3 separate regions of the Homo sapiens genome follow, and regions 1 and 3 are each linked to region 2. Evidence: chromatin contacts called from ENCODE Hi-C or POLR2A ChIA-PET data. All regions are on one chromosome and are shown on one strand. Each heading gives the region's core, a stretch centred on a gene start or an enhancer-like site at or near the end of the contact. The rest is flanking DNA. Distances are from core to core; before and after follow the strand shown. Region 1 overlaps TMEM131 (transmembrane protein 131). Region 2 overlaps TMEM131 (transmembrane protein 131). Region 3 overlaps TMEM131 (transmembrane protein 131).

Region 1 (4,679 bases), core at 1,794-4,293, 110 kb after region 2:
CTTTAAAAATATATAAAAATTCTATTATGAATTATGAATTCATATTTTAAAAAGTATGAGTTATGTTAAAAATATGAATGTTAGTTAAAAAAATTAATAACAGCAGCTGATTATAAAGTCTCAAAAGGAAAATACTATGTTACACATCACTGGCTTTCCTTAAAAGATGTAGAGATAAATAGGATTCAACTCTGGCATAAAACAAATTAACGTATTTTGCTTTAAACAGCCAATTATAATACCTTTCAATTATATGCCTCAAAAAACAGAACACTAGATACAGACTTAATCATTTCACATGCAGTTATTAAGCTATAAAATATAAAATGTAACAAAAGTCAGTCAAGTTATCACATCTCCAGATTCAAAACCAGAACTAGTAACAGCTTCCTCTCCCAAAAATATTTCCCCTAATTTTATGCTGTTAATGAATCCCAAACTTTCCTGATGTTCCCTAGTTCAAGCATCAAACAACTGTAATTGAAATAAAAATAAACTAATAATTACTGATCACTGTTGTTAATATTCAAACTAACCCTATGACACAGACATTATGATCCATTTTAAGGTAAAGAAATACACACAGAGAGATATACTTAGCAAGAAAGTGGCTAGAGAAAAGTATGAATTCTGGCAATGTGAATCTGTGCTTCTAAACCCATCCCTATTTATTTTCAAAATAAACTTTACAGAATGCTCATGACTAACAGCACCTTTTAGCAACCAAATTTTTTTAATTGGGCATATATTTCTGACAATAAGTGAGGAAAGGAAGATTTACAAAGGAAAGAAAAGGATTTACATTTCTGGCTTTTACGATTCTACTCATATTTACTCTGAAGCTGGGCTCAGTAAGATCTACTTTAAGCTCCTCACACCGACCCACATCTCTAAGCTGTCTGTGAGTAACAAAGCCATTTATAATCAGTGTAAAAATGTCAATGTGTCAGTTGTTTCAAAATAGGAACACTTGCTTTCAAAACAGAAGTTCACAAACTGTTTACTTCCCTATTTCATTTAGTTAAGATTAAAAATATCTTTCACTTTAAAGACAAATCTTTGTCTACTAAGTTTTTGTTTTTCTTTTAGGTGAAGGTATTTTTCTGAATATTACAACTGATGAATAAATATAATTTGCAATTTTAATACATCTAAAATAACTCATGAAAAAAACAAATGCTGTAAATAACTAGTAGAAAAATTTATGCCATATTGTGGGGGGTGGTATCAGGCATTAGGAACCTAGGTTGTCATTGCATATCTTTACCTTCTAGCCTTCACAATCTCCTCACCCACAAAAGGAGAAGGCTGGACTAGTCAAATCAGCGATTTTTAAACTTTCTTCTACAAAAACTAGGAACAGAAGAAAGGGCCACACAGGCAGGCCTCAGGAGGGTCCCCAAAGCTGTGTTACAGAGTCACCTTGCCTAGCATGCTGTTGTTATGGCTGGCATCTTCTCCTCCTTCAAGTCTCAGCCTTGACCCCACTCACAGTGTGGCCCTCCTTGGCTTCTCAGAGCAGCCCAGTTATCCTCTATTATATTCCCTATCTTAATTCTTATCACAATCTGTAAAAGTTCCTGGTTTGCTTGTCAATAATCTGTGCCTAGAAGCAAGTCTGAAAAACATAAGATAAGAAATTCTGGTTAGGATAATGACATTGTGCTTGAGCCCAGGGGGCAGAGGTTGCAGTGGGCTGAGATAGTGCCAATGCACTCCAGCTTGGGTGACAGAACAAGACCCTGTCTTAAAAAAAAAAAAAAAAAAGACACTGCTATTTTAGAATTCAACATTGTTAAATACATCAATATCTCTTTTACAGTTACACTTGCTCAATATTTTGTTTCAACAAAGGGCTCAATAGCAATTTTAAAACATCCTGGACTAGGTCCACATGGGTCCCTTCGAGCTTAAAGACATTTTATGATCAAAGCTTTGTTTCTTCCCTCATTAGTTTTATTATCTGAAAAATGTAACATATACTTGTCTTCTTGCCACATTAGAAGTACAAGGGAACTCATATAAACCATATTTTAATTTTATCAAGACCACTCAATATCATCAACTTCCTAAAGAAGCTAATGCCCATGTTGTTTACTAAAACTCAAAATATAATCCTATGTAATTCAGATGTGCAGGATATATACCATACATCTAAAAAGATGAGCCAGAAAGGTTTTTCAAAATTAATTTTATAGCTAAAGACAAAATACCATAATTAATTTTCACCTTATCCTAAAGAATCTAAGTCATCTAAAAAGATCTGTAAACTTCAGTTATAAAATGTAGAACTAATGCTCAAGAACCACCAACTACTCTTAGCAGCTTCAGTATCAGAAAATCACTAAAACTCTGAAGCTCGCACTGCAAATGCTCTAAAAACTAAGCTATTACTGGAACTATAGCCCAAAACAGCAGGCCCTAGTCAGGACCTATATGATAAACCTAAATAGGCTGACTGTTAAAACAAAGTATTTAAATGCAGTCATGTACCATGTAATGTTTTGGTCAACGATGGACTGCATAGATGATGGTGGCTCCATAAGATTATAATACTGTATTTACTGTACCCTTTTCTATGTTTAGATACACGAAAACTTGCCATTGTGTTACAACTGCCTACAGTATTCAGTATAGTAACATGTTGTACAGGCTTGCAGTCTAGGAGCAATAGGCTGTATCATATACCTTAGGTATGTAGTAGGCTATACCACCTAGGTTTGTGTAGGTACACTCTATGTTAGCACAATGATTAAATGGCCTAACACCACTTAGGATGTTTTCCACGTTGAGTGATGCGTGACCATAGTACCCAAAGTCTCCAAACAGAAACACCAAGTGTCCATCACAGATGAATGGATCAACATGGCAGTTACATAATGAAATATTATTCAGCCACAAAAAAGAATGAAATTCTGATATATGCTACAACATGGATGGACCTTGAAAATATTATAGTAAGTGAAATAAGCTAGACAAAAAAGGGCAAATACTGTGCTTCTACTCACATGAAAAATGTAGAATAAGCAAATTCACGGGGACAGAAAGTAGATTAGAGGTTACTGGGCAACAGGGTAGGGGGAAGTGAGGAGTTGTGGCTTAATGGTTACTGAGTCTCTAGGGTAATGAAAAAAGAATGGTGGTGTTTGTATAACATTGTGATTAATGCTACTGAATTGTACACTTAAAATAGTTATAAATGCTGAATTTTATGCTACATACATGTTATTTTAAAAACTACAAAACTCATTAACTTAGACAAAAAAAAAATTACAAATTGAACCCAGCAATGTATAAAATTATGCATCACGACCAAGTGACTTTTACTCAAGGTATGCAAGACTCACCCAAAATTCAAAAACTGATCATTGTAATTCACCCCATCAACAGGCTAAAGAGGAAAAACACATGATCATATCAACTGACACAGAAAAAGTATTTGACAAAACCGAACACCTCTTCATGATAAAAACTCTCAAGAAGATAGGAGAAATGTAGAACTACCTCAATCTCAACCTCTAGGTAATATCCTTCTTACCAGTAAAAGACTGAATATATAGGCCCTGAGACTGGGAACATGTCAAGGATGTGGCTCTCACTCTATTCAACATGTGCTAGAAGTTCTGGCCACTTTAACAAGGCAAGGAAAAAAAAAAGACGAACACACTGGAAAGGAAATAAAACTCCCTAATTGCAGGCTACATACTTGTCTATGTAAAAACCCCAAGGACTCAAAAAGAAAAGTCCTTCTTAAAGGTAATAAGTACATATAGCAAAGTTGCAGAATACAAGGTCTAAATCCTAAAATCCAGTACATTTCTATATACTAACAATGAATATGCAAAAATCAACATTAAAATGCCATTTACAACGCCATTTACGACTCCAAATAAAATGAAGTACCTCAGATATAAATCTAAGAAAGCATGCACAGGACATATGTACTGAAATATACAAAATGCTGATGAAATAAATCAAAGAAGATCTACATAAACAAGAAGACACACTATATTCATGGATTAAAAGACTCAAAATGTAAAGATGTTAATTCTTCCCAAATTAATCTGTGGGTTTAATGTAAACCCTGTAAAAATCCCAGGATAATTTTTTGTTGACAAGCTTATACAAAAAATTAGATAGGAACAAACCCTAGAATTGCTAAAAACAATCTTCAAAAACAAGAATAAAGTGAGAGGAATCACTCCACCAGACATTATGTCTTACTGCATAACTTCAGTAACCAAGGCAGTGTGATATTGGCAGAGGGATAGACACATAAATCACTTGCAGAGAGTAGAACACCTAGAAACAGAACCATATATGCCTCACTGGTTTTGACAAAATTGCAAAAGCAATTCATTGGAAGAACAGCTTTTCCAACAAATAGCACAGAAGCAATGAGACATCTATAGACCAAAACAATATTTTTCTTAAAGAACCCTGACCTAATCCTTACAACTTATACAAAAATTAACTCAAAATACATCACTGCTCTAAATTTAAAATGTAAAACTATAAAACTTTTTAAAAAGGATAGAGAAGATCTTCAGGATCTAAGGTTTGGCAGTGTTCCTAGAGTTGACACCAAAAGCACAATCCAGAAAAAAAAAATGATAAATTGTTGTACCTCATTCAAAATTAAAAACTTTGCCCTTCACATGACCCTGTTAAGAGTAGGA
Region 2 (4,530 bases), core at 1,703-4,202:
AAAAAAATGCGGCTTTAGCTGCAGCCCAAGAATTTGGAGATACCTGGTGTCTTAGCCAAGTAAATGATAGAATGACAGCTGAAGAAAGGGACAAATTCCCTACCGGTCAGCAAGCCATCCCCAGTATGGATGCCCACTGGGATCTAGACTCAAGATCATGGGGACTGGAGTTGTAAACATCTGCTGACCTGTGTTCTGGAAGGACTAAGAAGAATTAGGAAAAAGCCCATGAGTTATTCAATGATGTCCACCATAACTCAGGGAAAGGAAGAAAATCCTTCTGCCTTCCTCGAGCAGCTACGGGAGGTCTTAAGGAAATATACTCTCCTGTCACCCAACTCCCTTGGGGGTCAACTGATCCTAAAAGATGAGTTTATTACCCAATCAGCCACAGATAACAGGAGGAAGGTCCAAAAGCAAGCCCTGGGCCCTGAACAAAATCTGGAGGCATTATTAATCCTGGCAACCTCGGTGTTCTATAATAGGGACCAAGAGGAACAGGCCCAAAAGGAAAAGCGAGATCAGAGAAAGGCCACAGCCTTAGTCAAGGCCCTCAAACAAACCTTGGTGGTTCAGAGAGGAAAGAAAATTGAGCAGGCCAATCACCTGGTAGGGCTTGTTATCAGTGTGGTTTACAAGGACACTTTAAAAAAGATTGTCCAATGAAAAATAAGCCACCCCCTCACCCATGTCCACTATGCTGAGGCAATCACTGGAAGGCACACTGCCCCAGAGGGCAAAGGTTCTCTAGGCCAGAAGCCCCCAACCAGATAATCCAACAGCAGGACTGAGGGTGCCCGGGGCAAGTGCCAGCTCATGTCATCACCCTCACTGAGCTCTGGGTACGTTTAACCATTGAAGGCCAGGAAATTGACTTCCACCTGGACACTGGTGCAGCCTTCTCAGTGTTAATCTCCTGTCCTGGACGACGGTCCTCAAGGTCCATTACCATCCGAGGAATCCTGGGACAGCCTGTAACCAGGTATTTCTCCCACCTCCTGAGTTGTAATTGGGAGACTTTGCTCTTTTCACATGCCTTTCTCGTTATGCCTGAAAGTCCCACACCCTTATTAGGGAGAGATATATTAGCCAAAGCTGGAGCTATTACCTACATGAATATGGGGAACAAGTTACCCATTTGTTGTCCCCTACTTGAGGAGGGAATCAACCCTGAAGTCTCTGCATTGGAAGGACAATTTGGAAGGGCAAAAAATGCCCACCCAGTTCAAATCAGGCTAAAAGACTCCACTACTTTTCCTTATCAAAGGCAATATCCCTTAAGGCCTGAAGCTCATAAAGGATTACAGGATATTGTTAAACATTTAAAAGCTCAAAGCTTAGTAAGGAAATGCAGCAGTCCCTGCAACACCCCAATTCTAGGAGTACAAAAACCGAATGGTCAGTGGAGATCTTAGACTAGTGCAAGATCTTAGACTCATCAGTGAGGCAGTAATTCCTCTATATCCAGTTGTACCCAACCCCTATACCCTGCTCTCTCAAATACCAGAGAAAGCAGAATGGTTCACTGTTCTGGACCTCAAGAATGTCTTCTTCTGTATTCCCCTGCACTCTGACTCCCAGTTTCTCTTTGTCTTTGAGGATCCCACAGACCACATGTCCCAACTTATGTGGACGGTCTTATGCCAAGGGTTTAGGGATAGCCCTCATCTGTTTGGTCAGGCACTGGCCCATGATCTAGGCCACTTCTCAAGTCCAGGCACTCTGGTCCTTCAGTATGTGGATGACTTACTTTTGGCTATCAGTTCGGAAGCCTCATGCCAGCAGGCTACTCTAGATCTCTTGAACTTTCTAGCTAATCAAGGGTACAAGGCATCTAGGTCGAAGGCCCAGCTTTGCCTACAGCAGGTCAAATATCTAGGCCTAATCTTAGCTAGAGGGACCAGTGCCCTCAGCAAGGAATGAATACAGCCTATACTGGCTTATCCTCACCCTAAGACAAAACAGTTACGGGGGTTCCTTGGCATCACCAGCTTTTGTTGACTATGGATCCCCGGATACAGCAAGATGGCCAGACCACTCTATGCTCTAATCAAGGAGACCCAGAGGGCAGATACTCATCTAGTAGAATAGGAACCAGAGGCAGAAACAGCCTTCAAAACCTTAAAGCAGGCCCTACTACAAGCTCCAGCTTTAAGCCTTCTCACAGGACAACACTTCTCTTTATACGTCAGAGAGAGAGCAGGGATAGCTCTTGGAGTCCTTACTCAGACTCGTGGGACAACCCCACAACCAGCGGCATACCTAAGTAAGAAAACTGATGTAGTAGCAAAAGGCTGGCCTCACTGTTTATGAGTGGTTGTGGCAGTGGCCATCTTAGTGTCAGAGGCTATCAAAATAATACAAGGAAAGGATCTCACTGTCTGGACTACTCATGATGTAAATGGCATAGTAGGTGCCAAAGGAAGTTTATAGCTATCAGACAACCGCCTACTTAGATAGCAGATGCTACTCCTTGAGCAACCGGTGCTTCAAATATGTACATGTGTGGCCCTCAGCCCTGCCATTTTTCTCCCAGAGGATGGGGAACCAATCGAGCATGACTGCTGACAAATTATAGTCCAGATTTATGCCACCTGAGATGATCTCTTAGAAGTCCCCTTAGCTAATCCTGAACTTAACCTATATACTGATGAAAGTTCATTTGTGGAAAATGGGATATGAAGGGCAGGTTATGCCATAGTTAATGATGCAACCGTACTTGAAAGTAAGCCTCTTCTCCTAGGGAGCAGCACCCAGTTAGCAGAACTAGTGGCACTTACCTGAGCCTTAAAACTGAGAAAGGGAAAAAGAATAAATGTGTGTATACAGATAGCAAGTATGCTTATCTATTCCTACATGCCCATGCTGCAATATGGAAAGAAAGGGAGTTCCTAACCTCTAGGGGAACCCCCATTAAATACCACAAGGAAATTATGGAGTTATTGCACGCAGTACAAAAATCCAAAGAGGTGGCAGTCTCACACCGCCGAAGCCATCAAAAGGGGAAGGAGAAGGGAGAACAGCAGCATAAGCAGCTGGCAGAGGCAGGGAAAGACCAGCAGAAAGGAAAGAGAGAAAGAGACAGAAAGTCAGAGAGAGAGAGGAAGAGACAGAGACAAAGAGGAAGTCAGAGAGAAAGAGAAACAGTGAGAGAGGGGAAGAGACAAAGAGGAAGTCAGAAAGAGAAAAAAAGAGAGACAAAAAAGAAGTCAAAGAGAAAGAAAAAGAAATGGAAGTAGTAAAGAAAAAAGTGTACCCTAGTCCTTTAAAAGCCAGGGTAAATTTAAAACCTATAATTGATAATTGAAGGTCTTCTCTGTAACCCTATAACACTCCAATACCACCTTGCTGTCAGAGTAAACAAGGACATAGCCTGAAAGCACTGAGGTCACTGACAACCAGTAGCCTTCCTATCAAAAATCCTTAACCCAGCAGGTTTCCTAACAGGGGATCTAAATCTTAACTAATTACTATACAAAGGTCCGACCAGACCTAGGAGGAACTCCCTTCAGGACAGGACGATAGATGGTTCCTCCCAAGCAATTAAGGGAAAAAGACACAATGGGTATTCAGTAAGTGATAAGCAAAAAAAAAAAAAAAAAAAAAAATTTTAAAATCCCAAACTTACAAGGTTTTCAACAAAAGTTTGCTAAAAGTTAACAGTGTTGGGGAGGAGTGGCAGCGGCAAGGCAGCCCAGTTTCGTGAAGGCTCTTGGCGCGCCGCGGCCCGCAGGCACCTGGCACGCGCCTTCCCCGCCGCCAGGATGCCCAAGAGGAAGGTCAGCTCCGCTGAAGCCGCTGCCAAGGAAGAGCCCAAGAGGAGATCGGCGCGGTTGTCAGCTAAACCTCCTGCAAAAGTGGAAGCAAAGCCGAAAAAGGCAGCAGCGAAGGATAAATCTTCAGACAAAAACGTGCAAACAAAAGGGAAAAGGGGAGCAAAGGGAAAACAGGCCGAAGTGGCTAACCAAGAAACTAAAGAAGATTTACCTGCAGAAAATGGGGAAACGAAAACTGAGGAGAGTCCAGCCTCTGATGAAGCAGGAGAGAAAGAAGCCAAGTCTGATTAATAACCATATACCATGTCTTATCAGTGGTCCCTGTCTCCCTTCTTGTACAATCCAGAGGAATATTTTTATCAACTATTTTGTAAATGCAAGTTTTTTAGTAGCTCTAGAAACATTTTTAAGAAGGAGGGAATCCCACCTCATCCCATTTTTTAAGTGTAAATGCTTTTTTTTAAGAGGTGAAATCATTTGCTGGTTGTTTATTTTTTGGTACAACCAGAAAATAGTGTGGGATATTGAATTATGGGAGGCTCTGATTGTCTCGGGTGTCAGCTTAACATTCCATAGATGGGGGGTTAGTTTTTATATCCTATAATACAAAGCATATTAAATGGCAATATGGAGTCAGTCCTGCATTTAATGTCTTGAACATTTTAAATTACTTCTATTACCATGTTGTTTTTTAGTAGAATTGTTTCCTAAAGAAAACCACTCTTTGATCATGGCTCTCTCTGCCAGAATTGTG
Region 3 (4,533 bases), core at 463-2,962, 120 kb after region 2:
TGAAAATGAAAGACTTGTACATGAATATTTAGGGAAGCTTTATTTGTAATAGTTCAAAAGAGGAAACAACTCACATTCCCATCAACGGGTGGGTGGATAAACAAATTGTGATACAGCAACACAGTGGAATACTATGCAGTACTAAAACAGTCAAACATGCAACATTACAGACAAATCTAAAAATAATCATGCTGAGTGAAAGAAGGGAGACAACAGAAGAGTAAATACTGTATGATTCTGCTTATACAAAGTTGTATAATATGCAAACTAATCTAAGTGACAGAAAGCAGAAGAACTGTCGCCTGGGATTAGGAAGGGAGGTAAGAAAATTCTACAAAGGGTCACAAGGAAATAGAGAGTGCACACGTTCACACAATCTTCACTATGGTAATAGTTTCACATGGGCCATAACTCAAACTGTACACTTTAAATGTGTGCAGTTTATTGTACATTAATTATACCTCAATAAATCTGTTTATTAAAAGTCAAGGCCAGGCGTGGTGGCTCACGCCTGTAATCCCAGCACTTTGGGAGGCCGAGGCGGGTGGATCACAAGGTCAGGAGATCGAGCCATCCTGGCTAACATGGTGAAACCTCGTCTCTACTGAAAAAAAAAATACAAAAAAATTAGCTGGGCGTGGTGGCGGGCACCTGTAATCCCAGCTACTCGGGAGGGTGAGGCAGAAGAATGGCATGAACCTGGGAGGCAGCGCTTGCAGTGAGCCGAGACCATGCCACCGCACTCCAGCCTGGGCGACAGAGTGAGACTGTCTCAAAAAAAAAAAAAAAAAAAAAAGTCAGTATTTATTTTTACACCCCACACAGGGCTTGCTTCTTTTGGTTACTTTTATACAATAGCTTCTGAAGGATTCCAAATCATCATCTCACATCAACTACATGAAGGCCTTACTCCAAAATTGCAACCATTTTCCTTGCCTTATTTCTTGTACCTGCAAACCCAAAGGCCTATCATTACTAAATCCTCCTTCTGAGAAACACATCACTATGTTTTGTGAGGATGATGGCTACCAATCTCATTACGTGTCTTTCTTACAGAATATCCAAAATTTCAGCACAAGACAAAAAATAAAAATACATCTATACATATAGATACCTTATCAAGCCAATATTTAACCACTTCATTAAAGCAGTGAATGGAAAAAAGTATTTCCCCATGAAAAGTGTTCGCAAGGCTTTATAGTCTACATTTTCGTCTGTATGATAGTTAAAATCATTAACTATAATCAAATACATACATATATAAAGATTTAAAAAGCTACGTACCTAAGATGTGTGTGCTCTACTGATTATAAGCTATGTTTCAATTTAAAAACAGTCAAAGTTTGAAGATAGCAGTGCTGTGTTTCATGGACATTCCACCTTTCCTCTCCCTGACTGTCCTTGTGGCTTCTGTAGCCCTAGTCCTCTCTCCAGTATGCCATGATCCTAATGTCCCTACACTTGCTTCTCCCCCTGCTAGCAGCTCTACACTCTGTGGCAAAGAGCATCAGGACAGGGTCTCTTTACCGGATATTCCCCTTCAGGCAGCAACAGACTGGGAGAGCAGTTAACATCACTGACTTAGAAATAATTTTTTTTTTTTAATTACGGGTTTCTCAGAAATCATGTAGAAGTTGAATGAGTTCAGAGCCAGAACTAGGGCATGGGTCTGCTGATTCCAAGACTCCAATATCTACCACATCTGCATTCTGGTTTATCAGCTCAAGATTCCAGTCTAGTTTCTCAACACTGTGGAATGAAAAACTGCTCAGCCATCAACTTGTAACCAAAGATGACTAATATTTTAGCCAATAAGGATTAAAAGGAGGAAAACGAGCTTAGTTTCCAGGTACTAATATCCTTTTAATAGCCTAAATTTGCAGTAAAGAAAGTACAATAAGCTGGAAATAGCCAACAAACCAAGAGGAACTCATTTCCTACAGAACACATGCACTGTTAATTTTAGGGATTTACCAGAGTTGCACATTTTAAAGTTAAAATGATAGAACCAGAGAACAGAAGCAGAGAGCAGAATAAGTCAACAGTTCACTGATGGTGCAGACTCACATTCAGCACAACCAGACATATTGTAACAGGAAAAAAAAAATCCCTTTAAGTGAAAATAAGGATTTAAGGAAGTTAGAAAAACATGGAGTCAGTTAGGTTTGGTGTGTAGGTTCTGGTCTACTTTTGTAGTCTGTAGTTCCAAAGACAATTGAGTTTTGTAAGCCCCTGTGATGGTAATATGTGTCTGCTTCATTCTTCTAGCTCTGCTGGAGCTCCCACTGGATAGCTTCTGGTGCCACACAGCGGGGTGGAAGGCACATCCTCAGGCTGCACAGTATGATTAGGCCAGTGGGTAGGGGACTGCCAGACCTGAGGGGTGAATAAGAGCATTTCCCGTGGCTTGTTCTACAGTCACCTCACTGGTAAGCTTCTCACTCTATCTCTGCTGGGCCACTGTTGTGGGCAGACTAGGCCTGCTACTGCCACTGGGTAAAATGTCTCATTGGCAAGTCCCTCCTGGGCTTCCCTTTTCCTGATCCTTTGGCCAGAGAGGACAGGGTTTTCTGTTTTTTGTTTTTGTTGCTGTTTATGCCTGTTGGCAATTTCAAGTTGTACTCCACTCCAGTCTGGGATACACGGGGGAAAAACACAAACACGCATACACACCACACCGCCCCAACACACATGCATGGAAATTACTCCAGTCCAGTGTGTTTCAAGTCCTAACGTCCCCTAGCCAGTCCACCCGCTTTCCACCTTTTAGAGTCCTTTAATACCATACAGGATCAGTGAACTTGAAGACAGATCTAAAGAAGTGTTCAATTTCGGCCAGGCGCAGTGGCTCACACCTGTAATCCCAGCATTATGGGAGGCCAAGGCGGGCAGATCACGAGATCAGGAGTTCAAGACCAGCCTGACCAACATGGTGAAACCCCATCTCTACTAAAAATACAAAAATTAGCCAGGTGTGGTGGCGCACGCCTGTAATCCCAGCTACTTGGGAGACTGAGGCAGGAGAATCGCTTGAACCCGGGAGGCGGAGGGTGCAGTGAGCCAAGATCACGCCACTGCACTCCAGCCTGGGTGACAGAGCGAGACTCCATCTCCAAAAAAAAAAAAAAGAATTGTTCAGTCTGAACAGCTGCAGAAAAAGTAGGCTGAAACAAAAAAATGAACAAAGCCTCAGGGACCTCCAGGGCAATAATGAAAAATCTAACATTAGGAGAGGAGAAAAAATGTGACGCTGAGGGAGGATTTGAAAAATTAATACAGGAAAACTTCCCAAATTTGGTGAAAGACATAAACTTACAGAGCGAATTCCAGATAGGATAAACCCAAAGAAATTCATATCAAGACACATCACAAACTTCTGAAAACTAAAGACAAAAAGTCTTAAAAGGAACCAAGAAAAATGACACATTACCTATACTAGAACACCAATTCGAATTGGTGTTCAGTCTGAAACCATGAAAGTGCAAAAGGAGTGGCATATTTCTTAAATGCTGAAATATAAGAACTGAAACATAAGTACTGTCAATTGTGTGGGCCCAGCACGGTAGCTCATGCCTACAACCCCAGCACTTTGGGAGGCCGAGGCGGGAGGGCCACTTGAGCCCAGGAGCTCGAGACCAGCCTGGGCAACACAGTGAGACTACATCACTACAAAAAAATTTTAAAAATTAGCTGGGCATGGTGCTGTGCATATGTAGTTCCAGCTACTCAGGAGGCTGAGGTGGGAGGATTGCTTGAGCCCAGGAGGTCAAGCTGCAGTGAGCCATGATTGTGCCACTCACTGTACTCCTACCTGGGTGACAGAGTGAAACCCTGTCTCATTAAAACAAAAACAAAACAAACAAAAAACAACAGAAAACTGTTAATTATGAATGCTATAACCAGCAAAGCTATCCTTCAAAAAAGAAGGTAACATAAAGGTATTAGCAAATTAAAAATTTTGTCACTACCAAGCCTACGCTTAAAGAAGGTCTAAAGGAGTATCTTCAAAAAGAAAGAAAATAATAAAAGGCAGCTTGGAATTTCATAAAGGAAACAAGAGCAAAGGAAGGGGTAAATATAAGAGACCATCCTTTTCCATCAAGTTTCTTAAATCATACTGACGGTTAAAACAAACTTAACATCTGCTGTGCTCAATGTATGGAAATGAAATAACTTCAGAAAAGTGCATTTTAAAAAACAGAGAAGGCAAAGAGACCTTAATGAAAGTCAGACAAAACCCAACTACATACCGTCTAATAAAACTTATTTCAAACACATCAGTTTTACATAAAAGGTCGTTAAAAGATATATCATGCTAACATTATTTTTTAAAAACAGGTATGGCTATGTTAACACAGATAAGGTAGATTTCAGAGGAAAGAAAATTACTAGAGACAAAGACATTACATAACGATACTTTAAAAATCAATCCATCAATAAAAAAATACTGCTCCTAAAAGTAAATGCACCAAACAACAGAGTTGCAAAATAATAAAACAAAAACTGATAAAGCTAAATTACAGGTGGAGATTT

What was found. Hi-C counts contacts between places; a loop is a spot of excess contacts on that map. ChIA-PET counts read pairs that join two places held with the same protein, here RNA polymerase II (POLR2A). Pooled maps may share reads with other maps.
Region 1: a pooled map shows a loop between it and region 2 (2.1-fold over the local background). The contact joins two enhancer-like sites. A Hi-C loop is called at or near these places in 1 of 50 pooled maps. POLR2A ChIA-PET finds 5 or more read pairs at or near these places in 3 of 52 experiments (AG04449, activated B cell and activated T-cell).
Region 3: a pooled map shows a loop between it and region 2 (1.8-fold over the local background). The contact joins two enhancer-like sites. A Hi-C loop is called at or near these places in 1 of 50 pooled maps. POLR2A ChIA-PET finds 5 or more read pairs at or near these places in 4 of 52 experiments (BJ, WTC11, activated CD4-positive, alpha-beta T cell and 1 more).

The regions. Positions count from the first base shown.
Region 1 is chr2:97,930,393-97,935,071 of GRCh38, forward strand. All of the region lies in intron 1 of TMEM131 (transmembrane protein 131), which reads right to left. Among named protein-coding and RNA genes, the nearest start is that of TMEM131, 63 kb to the right of the region's middle. Within about 2 kb of position 3,044, at least 2 of the 41 ENCODE cell types and tissues checked have a DNase peak (open chromatin) inside an H3K27ac peak, as active enhancers do.
Region 2 is chr2:97,823,484-97,828,013 of GRCh38, forward strand. The region is part of intron 11 of TMEM131 (transmembrane protein 131); the gene reads right to left. It also overlaps the pseudogene HMGN1P36. Among named protein-coding and RNA genes, the nearest start is that of ZAP70, 110 kb to the left of the region's middle. Within about 2 kb of position 2,953, at least 2 of the 41 ENCODE cell types and tissues checked have a DNase peak (open chromatin) inside an H3K27ac peak, as active enhancers do.
Region 3 is chr2:97,949,044-97,953,576 of GRCh38, forward strand. The region is part of intron 1 of TMEM131 (transmembrane protein 131); the gene reads right to left. Among named protein-coding and RNA genes, the nearest start is that of TMEM131, 45 kb to the right of the region's middle. Within about 2 kb of position 1,713, at least 4 of the 41 ENCODE cell types and tissues checked have a DNase peak (open chromatin) inside an H3K27ac peak, as active enhancers do.